Regions from separate parts of the Mus musculus genome. Here regions 2, 3 and 4 are each linked to region 1. The links are chromatin loops, found by intact Hi-C in ENCODE. Cell type or tissue: left cerebral cortex. All regions are shown on one strand. Region 1 overlaps Spata16 (spermatogenesis associated 16). Region 2 has its middle 140 kb from the start of A830092H15Rik. Region 3 holds the start of A830092H15Rik (a long non-coding RNA gene). Region 4 overlaps Spata16 (spermatogenesis associated 16).

Region 1 (5,000 bases):
ACGAATGAATAGATGTATGTATTAAATTAATGCATAAATAGTCTTAGAGACCGTCTCCAGCTATTCAAGTAGACAAAGAAATCTAAAGACAAAGAAATTTCCTCTTTTAAATAATGCAAAACAGATTTATTTTCATCTATGACAATGAATACTGGGAATGTGGAAAGGAGAGTGTCTTCAGGCAAGTGGAAGCTCAAAGATTCTTTTATCACTGGCCTCAGGGCAATGCCAGCAAGGAGCCCCCGGCTGTGTTACCTCGGAGGCTCAGTGTCTTCTCCAGATGTAGTGACAGGTTTTCTCAGTCAAGTTCTCTGCCTGCTTGCTTCCAATGTCTTCTGATGAGCAAGTTGGGAGCCCAGAAAAACCTTCATTCCTTCTGTGTTTAAAGAGGAACTGTGCCACAGCCCCAGGAGCTGAGAAATCGGGGTTTTCTGAGCTCTCAGTTTATGTACTTGCCCTCAGTAGAGCAAATGCAGGGGTTTCTGGAGGACTTCCCGTGTCACCCATATTAAGCTACTTAAAAAGTGGAAGGCAGATCCTACCTTCACACTTCCTGAGATGCCTTGGAGATGGCTTTGCTGGCTCCTTCTTGTCTCGGCCTGGTCTTCAAAAACCACAGTGACAGAGGCATTCCAAATGCTGTCACTGAAACCTTAGACGGTGAAGACATGCCCTACCAGGAACATCTGGTGGAGTGCTACTTGGCTGTTAGCCTCTCTTCTTTCAGTGGAAAGGGAACTGGAAATGCTTACCTTCTTCAATGCCCATCAAGTGCCAATGTGAACACGCCCAGAACATGGAAGGCCAGAGCCTCCTGGGAGCTGGTTTTGGAAGAAGGAGAAGGCCACTGCTCAGCCTGAAGAAATGCACACGGGAACTGCAGAGCTCCTCTTTAGTAATGCCAAAAATCCCACCTCTGAGGAAGTGGGAACAGAGGACCCAAAGTTCCAGCAGTCCTTGCCTGCATAGCAACTGCAAGGCCAGCCTTGGCACGTGAGATCCTGTCACACACACACCCCGCCAAAAGAAAGAGAGGCATCAAGCACCTACATAGTCATGATTTTTTTTTTATTTAAAAATAACCAAGGATGGATTGCCTCGCACTTAGCAGCCTGTGTGAGGCACTATCTGGCAGGCTTCCATGGCTTAGATCCTAGAGCAGCTCTGTCCAGTAAAACCTCTGGTCACAAGAGATGGTTTGTGCCCCTCAATATGGAAACTACAGCTACCGGTGACTGCCGGCTACCAAAGCTGTGCCTGTGAACCTGAGGAACTGAATTAAATTTTTAAATTTTCTTCCATCTAAATATAATTAACCTCTTGGGGATAGTAACAGCCCTTTTGGCTAGCACAGGTCTAGAGAAAGGAGACAACATCAAGAAAACCATAAGTTGCTATTAGGAATCCCAGCAACAAAGGGCCAACCAAGACTCTGGTGGCAGAGCGCTCGGTGGGAGTGTGAGTGGAGCTGCAAGGAAATGTGCTGAGGAGAAAAACAGAGTCAGCTGAGAACTGTAGGTCACCCCCCAGGAGTTCAGGCCTCACTGCATGTCTGCATGTCGTTTGCATTTTACATTGTTAGCAGAATGCTACTGTAGCCAACTGCTATATGGAAAAATATGAATCTGCATAAAGATGCTTGGGGGGTGTGTGTGTATGTGTGTGTGTGTGTGTCTTTATCTGTGTGTGTCTATGTGCATGTGTGTGTCTATGTGCATGTCTGTGTGTGTGACTGTGTATGTCTGTGTGTTGGAGTGAACCTGGTGGTTTGCCCTTTCTGCTCAGAATAACAGCTCCTTCTTATTATTATGTATTTATACTCAAAAGGAATATACATTTGGGCATCAATATTAATTCATCTAAAATTAATAACATATATGCATATGAATATGTAACATGTGTCATCCTGAGGAATTTTTTTTAAGCACAGGGAGGAAGAAACAAGTTCTTAAGTATGTTAAAATGGATAGAGTCTATAGTTAGCCAACATACACGCACCCTTCTGAGTTTCTGTGCCCAAGAAATCAATGGAGAAGCTGCATGAGAAGCCTACACAGCTCCTCAGACTCTGGCGGAGCCCATTTCCAGTTGCAACAGGAAGAAGAGGGGGATTTAAAAGAATTAAAAAGGCGACCATGAAACCAGCTAATGGTGAGAAAAAGGGCCGCAGAGAAAGAGCAAACCAGATGGGTTAATTAATTAACCCGGCCATGTTAACGAATGTTAACAAATGGTTGCGGAGATATTTAGAATTGCTCTTCTAAAGAAGAAGGCCAGTCGGGTTGCGTTAGGCCTGGAGAGAGTTCTAAAGCCAGCAGATTCAAACTGCATAAGAAGCTATTTATGGCTGGGAGACTGTGGACTCGCGAGGAATTCAGAGCAGTGTCCTTCCGTGTAGGTCTTTACAACAGAATGGATTCTCATCAGTCTCATTTGAAGGGTTTAAGTGTGATCCTGCCTAAAGGCAAGGTGATGAAGGAAATGACTTTTCAAGGTCCCAGCCAGTGAGCCCGGGGAGGCCACACTGAGGGCTGCAGGCTGTAGTTCTCCTTTGTTTATGCATACCTTATTGTTCCACACCACCGTGTGGCCACACTCGGTACAAAGGCTGGAAATCTTGAAACTAAGCGTAGGCCCTCAGATATGGAGATTGTATACTTGCATGCTCTTAGAATTGCTTGGTCAGTTTGAAGATTTCTCTCCGAAAACTCAGCTGGCCTGGATGTGCTTGTACCTAGGAACCTTCCTTGACCGTAATTTAGGAAATGTAAGCTACTTCTTCTATTATCAATAACAATGTCTGATTCTTTGATTGTGCGTATGCCATCCCGTACGAGCAGCATTTGAGTCACAGTAAGCTGAGTCAATGGCATAAATACTTTTTACTTATGACTGTATCTGTACATGCGTCAACAGATGCATAGAGTAAATGCATGTGGCTTCAGCGACAGCTCCATAAAATGAATTCAAACAGAATATCAAAGCAATAGTAGATTTGCTTGCAGGGAAGCAATAACGGTTGACACATGACTGGAGGCATCACAGTAAACATAATCTTAGATACGCCACATCGGGCCACTGTGCCTCCTCGCACCTTCCTCTCTCATTTATGTGATAAACACGTCAGCATCCATTAGCATGTATTAAGCTCTCCTGTGAGCTAAAGTGCATTGGGATTCATATTGGACAAATTAGGTTGTCTCTCCATTGTCACAACTCCTCCACTGCAAAATCACTGTTAAATGTGGACAGAAATCACCCTAAGGCCAGACCGCTCCAGCTCTCGTCCTAGGAGGCTAAGGCTGGTAACCTTGGACTCTCTGGAGCACACAAATAAATAACAAATAACATAGCATGCTATTGCTAATTCAATGAATACTCGTGTGATTACATGCAAGCTACATTGTTGACACAGGCACTGGAGACATAGCAATGACTAACGCGGATAATCCTGTCTGGGTTGAGGGGATGAATTCCAGCGCCGGCCAGATAATAAAGCCGTGAGGCTTTTCAGGCCGCGGGCTCTGATGCTCTGTGGTGGGCTCCAGTGCCATTGTTGGCAGCAAGAGGATGTGTGGGCCGTGCACACAGGAGCGAGCATTACTGAAATTTCATTTGCACACAGTGGTACACCAGCTATAAAGCACATATGACAGTGTTGCTCCCTGTGACAGTGGGAGACAGTGGAAGCACAAAACTACTAGAGCAGGGCCAGTAAGGCGAGTTGGTGGGTAAGGCGCTCACACCAACCCTGACCACTTAAACTCTGTCTCCAGGAAGCCACATGCGGGAAGGAGAAACTCACTCGGTCTCCTGCAAGATCCTTACTGGAGGAAGTAAGATGTGTCAGTGCCCCGTAGCAAGGGTAAATGACATCTTGAGGAGGTGAGCATCAGTGGGATGCTTAAGGAGAGAGATTCCTGGAGAGGGTGCCAGGTAGAAATTCCATAGGCAGTAGCAGAGTAGCCTGCCTGGTCTTTCTGTGGAACAGCAGCTTGCAGAGTGCCTGCAGCATAGTGAATTAGCCAGAACAAATGTGGTCAAACGGGGCTGGAGAGATGGCTCAGTGCTTAAAAGCACTTGTTGCTTTTGCCAATAGGCTTCAAATTTAGTTCCCAGCACCCATAGAGGCAGTACAACCACCTTGAACTCCAGCAGAGCCAATGCCTTCTTGTCTGAAAGGACACACATATACATACACACAGTCACATACATGCTCACACACATGTCCATATACACATAAATCTTTTTTAAAATATTAGGGCAGAGGAATGGTTAGATGACACAGGATTCAGATGTCATTAAAAAACTGGTTTTTACTTCAGGAGATTCAAAGCCTGCTCTAACCCCATGCTTGTAATGTTGTCACTTGATCCTGGGTTGAAGATAGACTAGCAGAAACAAGTTGTCTAGCTTGGGAGGCCGTGGTGTAAGTCAGATAAGAGTGTGTGGACCAGGTAACAATGCTAGAGGTGTGAAGGGTGCTGTATTCTGAAGCAGGCTACTAGGTGGAGAATGAGAGAGAAGCACTATTGAGTCCAGGATTTGGGGGTAACTACAGTCTAACCCAGCAATGACTCTAGCAGGCACATCTCAACAGGAATAAAGTTAGCATGTCAAAAAGATGCCCACACTTCTACATCGATCACAGCACAAAAGCCAAGGTTTGAAACCCACCCATGCCTCCATCAGTGGATGGATGGTAGAAGGAAAATGTGGTATGGAGACATGTATACTATTTAACCAGAGAACAATGAATTCCTGCTTGTCTGCAACTGTGCGGGTGAACCCAGAAGTCCTTGTGCTGAGTGTGGTACACCAGACTCTGAAGGAAGTATCATATCCCACAGCCTTACCAGTGGAAGCAAAAGAAGCTAATTTTCTAGAAATATAGAGTAGCTGAATGATTAGCAGAGGCTGGGGGGAGGGGGAAAGAGTGGGTGGAAGGAGTTGGTCGCCAGGGACAGGTGATAGGAAAATGAGATTGTTCGTGCAAGTAC
Region 2 (5,000 bases), 370 kb before region 1:
GATGTGCCCTCATGCTCACACTCATGATTGCAATTCTACACATTTTAAATCATGAAACTGATAACAGTTGGCTCCTTCTCTAGCTAAAAGAACTAATATAAACTGGCTGTCATTAATATTCCAGACTGGAATCATCTCCTTTACTCTTTTTTTTATTAGATTATTTTATTTATTTACATTCCAAATGTTGCCCCCTGTCCCATCTGTTCCCTGCTCCCAGAGTTCTTCACACCCTCCCTACGTTCCTTTGCCTCTGAGAGGGTACTCCACCCCTCCCATCCACCTACCCTCATCCCTCCCACCTTACCCCCACACACACCCCTTTCCTGGAGCATCAAGTCTCTACAGGATTAGGTGCATCATCTTCTACTGAGGTCAGGCAGTCCTCTGCTATATAGGTGCCTAGGGCCACGGAGCAGCCTACCAGCTCATATATGCTCTGTGGTTGGTGGATTAGTCTCTAGGAGCTCTGAGGGGTCTGGGTTAGTTGATAGTCTTGGTCTTCCTATGGGGTTGCCATCCCCTTCAGCCCCATCAATCCTTCCCCTAACTCTTCCTTAGAGGTCCAGACTTCTCGAACTAAGAGTTCCAATCAAACAGTTCATTGAGTTCATTAATGAAACAATAGGATTCTCTCATTGTTCTTGACTGCTTGCCAAAACAACAAAGACCCAAAGGCACTTAACCTGAAGCCCACTCCCTGAAAGCTAATTTTTATAATGTGGAAAGAAGCTATGCAAGGTGCCAAGGTAGGGAAAGTTGTCAATATCCAGTCCTACCCAACCTCAATGACTGAAAACCAAATCAAGGATGGAACCTGCAAGATGTCCTTAGTGTTTTAACAGTGGCACTTGCTTCTTGTGTAGTAAAGAACAACTGCCTAATTGGGCATAAAGTCTTAACAGTAGAACAGAATTCACACAAGGTCCTATAAACCTAGCCAAGAATCCACAGCTAGAAAGTAAATGGGCCATACAGGAGAAGCTATGACCACCACATTGCCAAAGTAATATAGTTTCTGACTGTTCTGTATTTATCCTTATAACCAAAAGATAAAGTGCAGCACCACATCTTACCAAATAAACCTTTTTTGAAGAAGATGGAGACTAGAGAGATCCACAACTGGTCAAAATGCAAACAAGTGGCAGTGGGATGCCCAGCCCCAAATGGGATATCTATAATATTGTACCTGTACCTGTGACTCAGGGAGCATCATGGAAGAGGAAGTACCAAGGTTTAAGAGTCTGAGGACCAGTACAGCCCCTTCTGGACAGCGAGGAATCCTGCATCCATGAACTCCCAAAATAAGTTCCTTACACAAAACCTGTGAAGCCCACAGGAGCATGGGAGGGAGGTCTTCATGAGGCCCTACTCTAGGTGAAGAGCTATAGATAATGAATGACTGTGATGAAGGGGAACCCAGGTTTGGTTGTATTGTGTTTCTTTTGCTTTGCTTTGTTGTTGTTGTTTGGTTTTTTGTTTGTTTATCTTTTGTTTTGATTTTAGAGATGAGATCCTAATCCTAAATTGTCATCCATAAATATATGCAAATAAGAATATTATTAGACTTATTAGATATGAGTACTCGCAAACACGCACTCACAACGGTTAGTCTTAGTTATCAATTTGACTAACCTGAGAAGACAAAAGGAATTGCCCCTATCAGATCAGCCTGTGAGCCAGTCAGTAGGGCATATTCTTGGTTGCTAATTGATGTAGGAGGTTTCAGCCTGCTGTGGGTGGTACCATTCCTAGGCAAGAAGACCTGGACTATAAAATAAAGGTATATGAGCCAGGGAGTAACAATAAAGCAGCTTCCCTCTACGATTTCTGCTTCAGGTTTTTATCTTCTTGTGATGGACTGAAACCTACAATCTGAAATACACCCTTCCCTTCCCAGATTTCATTTTGTTATCTAAATGCTTGCACAGCAATGGAATCCAAACTCATGCATGCGTGTGTTTGTGGGCGTGTACTTGCATGCATGTGTGTGTTTGTGGGCGTGTACTTGCATGCATGTGTGTGTAAAGGAGGTTAGGGATTCAAGGCGGCTGGTTAGGGAGTCACAAGAGGAATTAAAGAGGGTAGGAGGGAACGGAAGTCACGCCAGCCCAAAAGACTCACATATAAAATTTTCAAGTTAATAAAAACAAAAGAAATCAACATAAAAGATTGCAAGAAAGCATTTATGTCGAATATCTGTAGCAACCTATTAATGAAATATAAAACATTAAGACTACTTTCTCCAATGATATAAAACATTGGCAAATTAGATGCCAGAAAATGCTAACATAAATTGACTAAGACTGTTAAAACTATGGCTGAAAGAAGTAGAATTTAAGAGAGAGTGTTCAAAGACAACAATATACAACATGCAATTCTTTATTTCATTCTGTTTCTTATTTAAAGGCCCCCAAAAAGAATATCCCTAAAGAGATCCTTTTCATTAATTTCTTCTATATTGTAAGTATTAAGCGAGGCTTAAGGATTTACCACACGTAGTCTGTAATTTGTCTTCTGCAGGCAGCGTGTAAGATTGCCAAGGAAAGGCTCAGCCCCATGCACAGCAATGCTTGGGAATGTAACTAAAATGGAAGGGTCATTCATCCACCGTGTCTTTGCTGGATCCTGAATAACTGAACTGAATCCCCCACATGCTTTCCCACATAGCATCTAATGTCTCACACCTACAATTCATCTTTTATATTTAAATTCACAATTCTCCTGTTTCTATTTTAAATTCTGTTCCATTTATTTTGCTGAAGGATTCTAGTCTCCTTGAGTAATTTAAAATCTTAATCTGAAATACTGAATTTAGTCTTCCCAGTGTGCTGAAAATTTAGAGAGCAAGCCTTCTGTTCCTTCATCTAAGTGCTGCTAACAACAGAGTCTGCACCAAGCCAAGGTGGAATTCGATAATGCTCCATGAACACCTTAACAAGGGCAAAGCCTTGCCCTATGGAGGAGATGACAGCGTAGTGAATTATTCAAGTCATTCTTAGAGCAAATGTGGCTATGCAGCACAATGTCCTAATTATAATAAAGATAAAAACCTACAAAAAAATATTATTTCAGACCAAAGTAAAGGTAGGAGATTTGAATAAAGGGACTTCGTAAAATTCGTCCAGGGCAGATATGAGTCTTTTTATATTAATCATATCTGATTTTTGAATATTCTCCACATGACTTAAATCATAATTAGCACTAAGTAGTAAGAGAGGATCACCAACTAGGAGGTCATGGAACGAAGCCAGAGCGCTGACATTGGAGTTGACTGATGTTACTTGTTTCAACAAACTGTTCTAACTTTATTATGTGTAGACAATGAAAAGGTCGGCAGAACCTACCCAAAGAGACAAAGTAAAGCCAATATCCAACAGAAGCATTTTAAACGCTCAGCACCTTGAGAGATGGTGCTTTTGGAAAACAACAACGCTGTGGATCATTTGTATGTTCTGTTCCCTCAAGAGTATCCACATTTAGGTGTAGTCAGGTGAAATCTTAATTAGTCAGATAAGGCTAGAGCCTGTGGTTGGGCAGCGGAAAATAAGGAGGAGCTGAAAGTTTTAGAGAGGGGACAGAGAGATAAGAGAGATGGAGATGAAGACCAGGGAGAACAAGAAGGTACCTGAAGGACAGGATGATGAGTCAGAACCACGTGCGTGGTCCTAGGATCCATAAGTAACTGGGGATTTCACAGATAGACGATTGGGTAATATAGGGCACATCTGTCCAATCTAGGTGTGCAGCTTTTATCGAGTTTTGAGGTTTTGTGTGGGCATTTGGGGGATTAAAGATCTGTTATAAATCTGGCTGGTAAATTATAAGACTGTAGAGTTTTCATTTTGTGGGGCTAACAGGATTAGAGTCAATGGCCAGTTTCGGCAGGCCAGCCACAGGGGGCGGCATGGCTTGGGAAGTGTGAGCAGTTTGGCAGCAGCTAACCCTGCTAAACCACTGGAACCAGGGCGGACCGCTGCTTGGGGATCCCTATGGGGTGGGGAGACCACCGTGGACGATGCCTCGCTAGCCATAGCGTAGATTGTTTGGGTTTTTTTTTTTTTTTTTAATAACTACAAGCTACACAACACTACAACCACAAGCAGGGAGAAAACAGAATCTCAACCTGTCTGTATAAGTGCCTAACTCCTGCAACGTGGGCCAAGTCATAACTTCAATATATAAGGAAAAATGAAATTCACCCAGTTAGCCCCGATATCACAGAGTCACTGCTTCAGCTCAATTCATCAAGAAACAGAAAGAGAGGATGAACTCAAGGGTCCACATTTTATTAATATTTGAAATAGTGAGCATTACTGAAAGTGTAAGAATAAATGGTCCAGCATGGAAACTGCGTGCGTGAGTGCGTGCACGCATGCTCAGTGTCACACTCAGGATCTACACTTATCTGCCTCAGCACAGATGCCCGTATCACTTATGTTCCAGTTATGGAAGTCCATGAAAAATTAAGAGAAAAACATCACTCTAAATTAGCATGGCAAATTCAACCATAAAAACGTTCTAGTAGACTCTTGTAGCTGTGGGAGGAACGAATGTTAAGCTATGCAGAAGCAATGGCACTTCTAAAGCATGGTGCTGTGCAGGCGGAGGGGAAGATATTAGACGGAAATTAGAGTCGGAAAAGACCTAGATTAGACCCCCGCACCCTTCAGTATCTATTCCCTGCAGCTTGGACAGTCATTTAACCCCTCAGTCAGTTTCCTCACACTTGAAATGAGAACAGCTTCATAAAGCTCAAAGCTCCTGTGAAGGGCTGAGACTGAGGCAACACAAGGACCAAAAGCAACAGAGGAGCTTCCTCCTGCATCCCTGCCTGCATCTCTACCTGCATCCCTACCTGCAACCCCTCCTGCATCCCTGCCTGCATCTCTACCTGCATCCCTGCCTGCATCTCTACCTGCATCTCTACCTGCATCCCTGCCTGCATCTCTACCTGCATCCCTGCCTGTATCCCCTCCTGTATTCCTACCTGCATCCCC
Region 3 (5,000 bases), 500 kb before region 1:
AAAAAAATTAAATTTGACAGACAGCAATTCTGAGGGTGGAGGTGAGGGGGAAGTCCCCAAAGAGGCTCTTCTTACTTCAAACCCTAGGATCTCTAGTGTTACTTCCTTCTGAAATATCCCCGTTCCTCCTTTAGCTAGAAGGATTGTAAAGACTACATGTAGAAGAGCAGGCTTACAGAAAACAGTTACTCCTTTTAATCACTCCGTGCCATCAGAAGGCCTGAGCAATGATTAACTTCCACATTCTCTGTGAATCACTCCATCACTAGGCAGTGCAAGGAGACTGAGATCCATTCTCTGCCAAGGGCACAGTAAACTTAATGGGGTTTTGCATTTTGCATTAGATATTCTAAATACACACATGGTCTTCGCTGCTCAACTCATTTCCAAAGAAAACTGGCACTCTCTTTAGGTTGTAATAGCTGACTACGCTCAGAAATTTTATAGATTTTGTACTCAAGCACACACACACACATACATACATACACACCTCCTCTAAATGCCATTTAAAAAATTATGATCATATTAATAGTCCAAGTATAATTAATTTTGAGAAATGTATCAAGACACTGTAATGTCAAATATAGCATGAAACTTCCAGTTACTTAAGCAAAATAGGCTACAGTAGTTTTAGTATAAAAAGAGGGAAATTGGGATGTCAACACTCTATTAAAACACACAGTGAAAGAGAGAGGGTTAACTATCTAAATTCACATTTCCCCAGCCCTATGTCTACCACTAAGGCCCTAGAAATGGAAGGAAAAAGAGAGAGAGAGAGAGAGAGAGAGAGAGAGAGAGAGAGAGAGAGAGAGAGAGAGAGAGAGAGAGAGAGAGAGAGAGAGAGAGAGAAAGAGAAAACAGTGGTACAGGCCAGAGCTCATTAGAATAATCACAAATGAATCAAATATGGGACATATTTCCCTCATTCCAATAACAGCCTAACTGCTTCCTCCGGAATAAATTATTCCTCGTTCAAAAACCTCATCCTAAATAATTTAAAATTTACTGCAGGTTGCTTTAATATTATGTCTACTCACAAGGCATTGTGCTGAGGCTGGCAGGAGTCAGTGGCGAACCGTTTAAACCTTGGGGTGGACTACCCTCTCTTCCCAGGAGAGTTTATTGCCCAACAATGCATAATCTATTAGTCGCTCCTCGCGGGGGATCCAGAAAGTGACATCTTGACTTGAACCAGCACGCAGATCGGAAAGCCACTTCAAAGGAAACCTTGTAGAGAAGAAGAGCAACTTTCTAATTCCTGTCAAACTAAGAGGCGGAACCAAGCCCAGAAGTAGCCTCAAGGCCTGGAGAGAGCAGAGCAGAGAGCCGACTCCACACTCCAGCCAAGGCTCAAGAAAGGCTTTGCTTCTGGAGGCGGCATTGTTCCTCCATCCGCTCAGCCTCCGCGTCTCCCCTCCGCGGACTCTCAGAATCACTGCCTTTCTCGGGTACCTCTCCGCCGACCTCCGGGATCTGGGTGCCTGGGTCCCAAGGCGCACCCAAGCAGGCTCACTGCAGAGGCTGGGGCGCCGCTCGGAAGACTAGGAGCCTCCGCACGAGTCCGCCCCGACCAGGGCAGCGCGCAGCGCACACTCAGTGTCTCACTCCTCTCGGCTTCCCTGGCTCCCACGGACTCGGTTGGCCTCTCACCACCCACTCGGGTTCGCCTTTCCTGCCTTGGCTTCCCACACCAGCTCCGCACCGCCGCCACAGCCGCGTCCCGACGCTCCGAACCCTAGCAGGCCGGGATGAAGGGATGCCAGGGTCAGGGATGCACCCGAAGGAGAAGAGAGGCTAAGGCGAGCCGGGGCAGGTGGGGAGTCGCGGGCTGCGGGAGAGGGCGTGTGCGAGCGAGCCCCCCGAGAAAGATGCATGTACTCGGCCACCCCGCTGGAAGAAGGACCGAGGGGGCAGGATGCAACGTGGAGAACGCCCACCGCGAGGGTGCGCAAAACCGGCGATTTGCAAAGTGCCAGGGCCAGACAGGCAGAGGGGGAGGAAGGAGGCTGGCTGAAGACCAGGAACAGAGAGAAGAGCCCACTTCTCCATCAAAAGGTCTGTTCGGTTAACGCATCCCCAGAGCAGGAGTTAATCGAGGACTGGATGCAGTGTAAAAGGTGGGTTTTAAAAAACTCGCTGGCCGCGTAGGTCTTCTTATGCTAGACTTAGCTCCCTCTCTCTCAACTCTGGGGATTTGCCCTCCCTGTGACACAACTGGAATTTACAGGAGCTGAAGCCCACTGTCCTCCTTGCTGTTTATCTGCATTTTGGAGATTCTATGAAACCTAGTATTGAAGAAACCACCCAGCTCATTAAAGTTCATTAATTTTTATTGTTTTTATTTTCATCAGAAGATAGTAGTGGAGACTTAACACCAAGATGTGTTTAAAACATTGATCTGATCGACATAGCATTTTGTTGTAGTTGTTGTTGTTGTTGTTTTTGTTACTGTTGTTGTATAAAGGACAAAATGTATTTTAAACCGCTAAAAGACAGAGGCAGGTACTGGGAAACTCAATCAAGTGGGGGAATACAAGACACATTTAAACTGTAATGGACTATCACATCTTTAACACAGTCACCCTCCCCAGCACCCGATCCCTCCTCCTGGGCCCCGGGGATTTTGGAAAAGGGTGGAGCAAGGTAGAGAACAGGGATGGGGTAGGGTTGGTGGAAAAGGTGAGGGCAGGTAGAAGCCAGCAGGAAGTTATCAGCAGTCCCTAGGACTGAGGTAAATGCCATGCCTAGTAGACTCAAGAGGCCCCCTTACCTTCTCTCTAAGCCCCCGTTGTACCTGCTCTGCAACCAGAAATACTTCTTGGTGCCTAGCGTTCAGCCTAAGGATGGCAGAACGTTAAACAGTTCTTCACTCTCCCTCCCCTTGTTCCAAACCAGGATCAAAAGAATGTGAATAATGGTCTCTGTGCTCATCAGCTCTGGAACATTTCGCTGTGTTGAGGAGAAGAAGATGAAAACCAAGCTTTGAGACGCACGTAAATGTATCATAAGCTACCCGACCGATATATAAACATATATAGGTTCTTTGCATGTAAATCCAAAAGAAGAGCACCCCAGAAGCCTCTGGAGGAGGGAGGGGGCTGGAGCAGCAAAACTTGGCAGAGCAAATGTATCCAAGGATTTCGTGCCAGAATTCCTGAGAAGCTTTGGAGGAAGAGGAAGAAAAAGAAAAATATGAAATTATCCCTAAACACACACTTGAAACTGGAGACGCCTAAAGGAGAGTAGAAACGGAGAAGATGAGGTTTTTCTGGGAACCACGGATCCGTCAGCCAAATGAGCAATCGCCACAGAAAATCCTAGGCGGAGCGGTAGCTCCAGATGGGTCCCCTGCTCGCGTCCCCGCCGCTGCCGCTGCTACCTGTAGACAGGCACACACACACACACACACACGCACACTCACGCGCGCACACACACATCAGCCTCTGCTGCGCGCGCTCTCTCCCTCTCTTGGCCATACGCTGGGAGCTGGAGTCTCAACACAACTAGATCTACCCTCCTGCCGGGCGGTCCTGCTCACCAGCTCCGGCTCACTACTCCTGACAGCCTTGTAGCACAGCATCACTTCCCCCAGGTCGGGGGGGGGGGGGGGAGCCTCCACAGCAGCCGCCTAGGTGCTGGTGGCGGCCCCCTCCCTTTACTAAGTTCCGCCTTCTCTGGTCCCTCCAACCCGCGGTAGCCCGAACACCCCGCAGCGCCCACGGCGCCAGCAACGTCCGAGGTTGCAGGAAGGGTGAAGGGCCCTGGGCGTCACTCGTGACGTCTTCTAAGCCTCTTGGAGCGGCAACTAAATGCGGGTTGGCAAGGTGGAGGTGGCGGTGGCGGTGGCGGTGGCGGGCCACCTGCAAGAAGCCTCCTGCAAGCTGAGTTTCTTGGTCCTTGGTGCCTTGGTGCTGTGTTTCAGGGGCCTGGGATTGGTGAGAGGGGAGACTGGACCTGGGGGAAACAGCATACCACTGAGTATCGCAGGATCTCACCCAGACCAGCAAACTCCCCTCAAATTCCCTTTAAGTAGGAGCAGGCTGGTCCCTGAACTGGTAGGAGCATTATAAATGTCTAGTACTATTAGTCTCTCCTCTCCAGCTGTGCCCACATTCTTAACTGCTGGAGAGTCAACGTTTAAAAATCCACCACAGTAATCATTATTGGCTTTTGTGACTTGTGAAGGGTGTGATGCCTAGCAGTGCACTCTTGCACCCAGTCACAACCTACTAGCCTCTGTGATCTCTTTGAAAGAGAAGAGAGAAGCTGAGACCCACTGAAATAATTGATGACCACCTGTAACAATCTTAACCAAAAGGAGAATGAGGAGTTGCTCTGAGAAACCAGAGACACACAAGCTACAGCTCTCTTTTCTATCTTGGGGTTCGTCTCATTCGTCTTAGTCTAAGTCTCTAAAATTCAGAGGAATGGGTTACCCCAAATAGCAACCCAATGAAGGCGATTGTCCTAACAGATTTAAGGTAATTGTTGCTATTTGTTAATTAATACTAACCAATAGGAACTGTGAGATTCTGTCACAGTCATGCTGGTTTTCAGAACAACCTTGATCATGACATATTTTCCCCACTTGGAAGGATCCTGAAGGCACTTTTCCATAGTTTTGCGACTTAGTACATCTTTTTTGTTTATTTGGTTTTGTTTTGGTTTTGGTTGTTTTCCTTTCAAGGAAGTAACCTATAGGTATGCCTAGGACAATAAGGCTTCACTCTGAATCAAGCCTGGGACACTTGGCTACTGCTCTTCCTTCTCTAGTCTTGCTAATTCAACTTGAAACCTTCAAAATTTCTATGCAGCTTTCCAGAAAGTTGAAAACAAGTAAGTGTTCTCATATCAGCAACACTATTTCATCGAATCTTTAACTTCCAGGAGATAGCACACTTAAAATATTATAATATGTAGGGCATATGGTACATACCTTTAATTTAATTGAATCAGTTCAGTCCTAGCATTCAAGAGGCAGAGGCAAGAGGACCTCTGAG
Region 4 (5,000 bases), 170 kb before region 1:
AATTTAGATGGAAGATGATGGGGCTTTCAGAACATCAATAGTGGATAGGGTAGAGGCAATAAGACCAATGACCAATGCTAGGATGGGTACTGAAGGAAAGGAAAGGATAAATGAAAGATCAAAGATAACTTGTTAAGTTTTCTGCTGGACAGTTGAGTGGATTTGCGTGGCATATTCTTGGAAGGAAGAATAAAAATTAAGATTTTAGACTGGGCATTGTTAATTTTGAGATACATATTAAACAAACTGAATGAAGACTTCATATTAGTAGTTGAGTGGACAATTGGGCAATTCAAGGAGCATTATGACACTAGGAAACAGGAGTGTGTGGTAGCATCTGCACTGGACAAGGTCACCTAAGGCCCTAACACTCACTGGGGAAAGGAGTACCCCTGCTGGAGAGCAAGAGCCAGCAGCCCAAGAGGCTGTGAATGAATCACTGGTAAGTGCGGCAGAGGAGAACTGAATGATCATGCCACCTGTGTAGATGAAAAGACTGTTCCACCAAAGACAAGACTTGTCCATTGTGAAGACGGCTATTAGAGCTGCAGTCACAGCAAGCCTACTGGTCCCTGGGTTTGAAACATGAAAGTGATTGCTGATCTGTAACAGAAGTCCTAGCAGAGGGCCCCAAAGCGGGGAAATGGTGAAGAGAATATGAGTTGGAAGAGACATCACATATGTAGAACTACTTCTGTGCTTGACACATGATGGCAGTAGGCAGCCCTCTGGAGTCTAGAAGGTTTTAGTCAATCTTCCCATAAGGTCTGCTTAACTGGCATTGACATCAGCAGAACTAGTCTGATGCCAAAAGAATGACATCCTGAGCAAAAGCAACTTGGGGAACAAAGGGTTGATTTGGCTTACTTATCTCAAATCACAGTCCATTGAGGGAAGCCAAAGCAGGAACTCAATAGGGAGGGAACCAGAAGGCAGGAGTTAAAGCAGAGGCCATGGAGGAAGGCTGCTTACTGGCTTGATCTTTGAGGCTTGCTCAGTCTGCTTTCTTAATAGAACCCAGGGCCACCAGCTCAGGTGTGTCATCACTTACAATGAGCAGGGCCCTCCCACATCAAACCACTAATTAAGAAAATGCCCTATGGGCTTTCCTGCCTGCAGCCTAATCTTAGGGAGGCATCTTCTCTGTGGAGATTTCCTTATCACAGACGACTTTATCTTGTATCAAGTTGACATGAAACTAGCCAGCCTCCTGCTGATGGTGAGAACATAGTCCTTGACAGGAGGAAGAGACAGAATCCTCTGAGGTAGTCTCAGGCCCCCGCCAGGAGCTGTTTGTAGAATTGCTAAGCCTCTTCTGTCATAAGTGTTGTTCTGTAAAACATCCCCGTCTGATGCTTCCATGACGCTTACAGTTCTAAAAGTAATGTTAAAGCAAGTTGCATAGTTCCTCTTAGGACATGCCATCAATGAATAGTAAACCTAGAGCTCAAACTCTTCTGCAACTCCAGTTTGAACACTCTCTCCATTACATAACACCACAGTGAGTAGCCCTCTCAGATAAATGTGCACAATGGACCGGTTCAGAGAAGCACAGTTGCTTTGATGAATTATTCCCAAAGTCTCTGCAATCTATTCATGTGGAATTTTTATGTCCACATTATTTTTTCTTTATTTAATGACTTCTGGAATACAATGGGTCCATAATATTTACAACTAAAAATCTTTTAAAACCCTTAAAAATCTATTAATTCTTTCTTAACAAAATTGGTTCCTATACTTGAGTTAAACATAAAATTGTGCTTATCTCACCAGTGTAAAGGGAGTCACACCCAATAAGACAGCAATAATGTTAGGGACCTGGTTATGAAATTTATAGAAGAAAACATTTTTAATGTGAGGAAAGTAAATATCTGAGCACAGCACCTAGGGTCAAGTATAGAGAGAAGTATTTTCATATGATCCTAAAGTTATGGAATCTGGTATCGACGGCCCTAAGTTTAAGTCTCAGATATGGCCAGTTCCCTTGATTACCTTATACTTCTTCAACATCATGGTTTCTCTTTCTTAGCCCAGTTGTGTTAATAACATTTATACAAAGATGTCATGAGAGGGAAAGGTTTTATGTAGTGATATATATAACCTTAGCAACTGGGAGCAGTGCTGCTATTAGTATTTTACGTATCTTCATCTGTGGGATGCTTTACTTATTTCTTAAATATGTACTATGAGCCAAATCCACCACTGCCATCGAGTAGTAGTGCACCATGCCTTACAATATTACTTGGATAAAAAAGAATTCCGGCAATGGGGACATTGCCTTTCTCTTCTCCAGAACTCATTTCCAAACACCTGTGTTCTTAGAGAAGCAAGCCTGATATTCCTGCCTTAGCAATCAGCCACACCCTCTCTCTGAAAACAAGTGTGCACCGAGGGCCTGCTGTGTTCTAGGCTCTGCGGGAACCTAGGGATCCACATACGAAATAGATTGGGATTCATTTCAACCCCTTGCAGTTCAGTGAGGTCAGAGGGTATCTCCTCTGAAGGGAGGTGTTTATCTGTACTTCTCCACTTCCCATCCTCCACTGCTGCCTTCTCCTAGCTGCAAATACCCGCATGCTGAGATCTGGTCAACTTTCGTCTCTCCTGGTCCACCTAGCCCAGCATCCTGGTCACGGTTAAGGACTTTAGTATCTGACTATTAGACAGAAGGACTATTTTGTAGAATGTTTTTAAAAATAACAACGTGTTCTGGTAGACTAACAAGCAAGGTGTTTTTCCTCATAATGTCTCTCTGGTTACATTTAACAGCAAGTTAAAATTAGATCTTTTTTTTTTTTAAGAAAGAAAACCATAGCAACTGTGATGTTGAGTGTTTCAGAGAGCACATTTTTAAGGATTCTCTTCTTTTGAATTGCCCAGGTTTGAGCTGCCTGTTTCAGAAAAAAAAAATCTAATCATTTGTTTTACTAATAACCATGTAAACTACCAATTGCATCTAAGAGGTAATAGAAACCCAGATGTACAACAGAATACTTGTCAGTATGCTTAAAGTAAAAATAAAATAAAATAACTGTTGAAAATGGAAAACGGTTAGCCGATAGAAATGATTGGGTACTGATCCCTCTTCATTTCCTGCAGCTGTGTTTATTATAAGCCCCCAGAGATGACTCAAAGGTTTCTGATCATCATTTGCTAGAGATCTTCTTTATCTGTGCCACCATGTGGATATGAGAAAATCGGTTCTACTACTGTGCTGCCTTGTAAATTAAAGAAGAAGCATTTTACAGAATGCCACCTACAAATCCGTTTGACATGATGGTCGACAAAGAGTTTTCTCTTAAAAGATTTTGTATTGAAGTAAAGATTAAAATGTAGCCTTGGGAACACTGACTAACTCCATGTTAATCAACCTGACTACTAAAAAAAAAGTTGAAGAGGTTGATAGTTTAAATCTAGTTCTTACATGACTCATTTGAACAACTGAGAAGAAAATGTACTTCACCCGGGATGAGATTAAAACAAAGCAAAACAAAAATCCATCAGAACTTCACAGAATCAACTCTTTTCTGAAGAGTTTTTGCTTTACTGTCAAAAAAGAAAAGAAACCCTCTTCTAGCTGATCCTGATACCAGATACTCAGGAGGCTGAGGCAGGAGTGTGGCACATTCAAACCCTATTTGACCTACAAAGTGAATTTAAGATGAGCCTTGGAAACTTAGTAAATCTGTCTTGACAAGAAAGAAAAAGGAAGGCAGGGAGGAAGCGAGGGAGGGAGAAATCGTGAAATTGGTAGATAAATAGATGGAACAAGGTAATGTAGAGCCAAAAAGAGAAATGCTGCATGTTATCTGAGGCTCTTAGCTTTAAATCCTCAGGTGTGAGTATATGCCCTGAATGAACTGCAGGAGCCAGGAAAGAGAAATGGGACCAGTGCCAAGACAGGGACATTGCAGAGTAGTAGAGAGGGGGATAGAAGGGTACAGGTGATCTGATCAGCTCTAATATCGGGAGTTTGCTGTGAGATTGTGTCTCCTAACAATGTCAAAAGCTACACCCATAAAGTCTCACCAACATTTGCTGAACAAGCACAACAATAAGATGCCAAAGTGAACAAGGGGAAGGCCACAAGCCTCCATCCCAACACAGAGAGCTACAGGCAACTAAGGAATGCTGAAAGTAAAGAAATAGTCTTCCCCAGGGAAGAGCACACCAATTGGTTATCCAATACCAAATGATCAGCCCTAAAATCATGCATGCAAGTATTTAGACTGCACAGGTTGTATTTATGTATTTTGGAATATATATGTATATACATATATGTATGTAACAACAAGTAATGAAGGAAGAGGTGATGAATTTGAAAGGGATCAAGGAGGGCTATATGGAAGGCTATGGAGGAAGGAAAAAGAAAGAAAAAACCATATAATATATTTTCAAAAATCAAGAAAGAACTAAGAAACCAAGTGCAAGGGTATGCTGACAGTGTCACTCTCTGGTAGAACTGATTGCATTGAGTCCACTTGATTTGTTCCCCAGCTCTTAACAAAAATTTCATGGGAGAGACTTTCTCCTGCACTCAGTATTCCATTGTTGCAGTAGTTCTTTGTCTAGTTCGAGGCCTCCTGAGCTTCCACACTCCCTCATCCACATCAGGGTGTCTATTGTTGTGCTAGCCCAGCTCATGCATGGGCAGTGTTGGTGGAATACTATGGGTGTAGCCTCTGACATTGCTAAGAGACACAGCCTCACAGCAAACCCTCTGGTCCTCCAGCTCTTAAAACTCTTTCCACCTACTCTTTTGCAGTGCTCAAAGTAACCATGAATTTGAAAGAGAGCAAGGAAGGATGTATAAAAGGGAGGAAGGAGAGGCAGAGGGAAATATAGCAATTATATTATAATCTCAAAATATAAAAGAATCTGTTTTTAGATTCCAGCTTTATTTTCTCTAACTGCATGTAACTTAGTCTTTGTTTTACAGCATATGTTTTGACCTACATTTTTTGAACAGCTTTATGCAGAACCCTGAGCTCATGTCTGGA

The links. A loop is a pair of places that touch in the nucleus more often than their neighbours do. Peaks named below come from ENCODE experiments on the same cell type or tissue, not always from the same donor. Only the 100,000 strongest peaks of a DNase experiment are listed, where the experiment ranks them.
Region 2: a loop joins it to region 1, with 2.5 times the contacts of the local background. A loop is called at or near these places in 4 of 42 quality-filtered maps.
Region 3: a loop joins it to region 1, with 4 times the contacts of the local background. A loop is called at or near these places in 6 of 42 quality-filtered maps.
Region 4: it touches region 1 in a loop (3-fold over the local background); 2 of 42 quality-filtered maps call a loop at or near these places.

What each region holds. Positions count from the first base shown.
Region 1 is chr3:26,832,030-26,837,029 of GRCm38, forward strand. The region is part of intron 4 of Spata16 (spermatogenesis associated 16); the gene reads left to right. Among named protein-coding and RNA genes, the nearest start is that of Gm32458, 45 kb to the right of the region's middle. In left cerebral cortex, a CTCF peak has its summit at 2,598; DNase peaks (open chromatin) are centred at 1,095, 2,112, 2,571 and 3,605.
Region 2 is chr3:26,466,514-26,471,513 of GRCm38, forward strand. No RefSeq gene overlaps it. Among named protein-coding and RNA genes, the nearest start is that of A830092H15Rik, 140 kb to the left of the region's middle. In left cerebral cortex, no CTCF peak of the experiment used is centred here; DNase peaks (open chromatin) are centred at 2,709 and 4,503.
Region 3 is chr3:26,329,967-26,334,966 of GRCm38, forward strand. A830092H15Rik (a long non-coding RNA gene) reads left to right here and starts at 1,987. Exons shown (of 2, transcript XR_389623.4): 1 at 1,987-2,117; 2 at 2,896-5,000. It also overlaps a transcript of Nlgn1 not described here. In left cerebral cortex, CTCF peaks have their summits at 1,921 and 2,817; DNase peaks (open chromatin) are centred at 192, 1,497, 1,969, 3,180 and 2 more places; H3K4me3 peaks cover 3,987 bases; H3K27ac peaks cover 3,216 bases.
Region 4 is chr3:26,659,030-26,664,029 of GRCm38, forward strand. The region is part of intron 1 of Spata16 (spermatogenesis associated 16); the gene reads left to right. Among named protein-coding and RNA genes, the nearest start is that of Spata16, 24 kb to the left of the region's middle. In left cerebral cortex, no CTCF peak of the experiment used is centred here; DNase peaks (open chromatin) are centred at 2,499, 3,408 and 4,729; H3K27ac peaks cover 2,215 bases.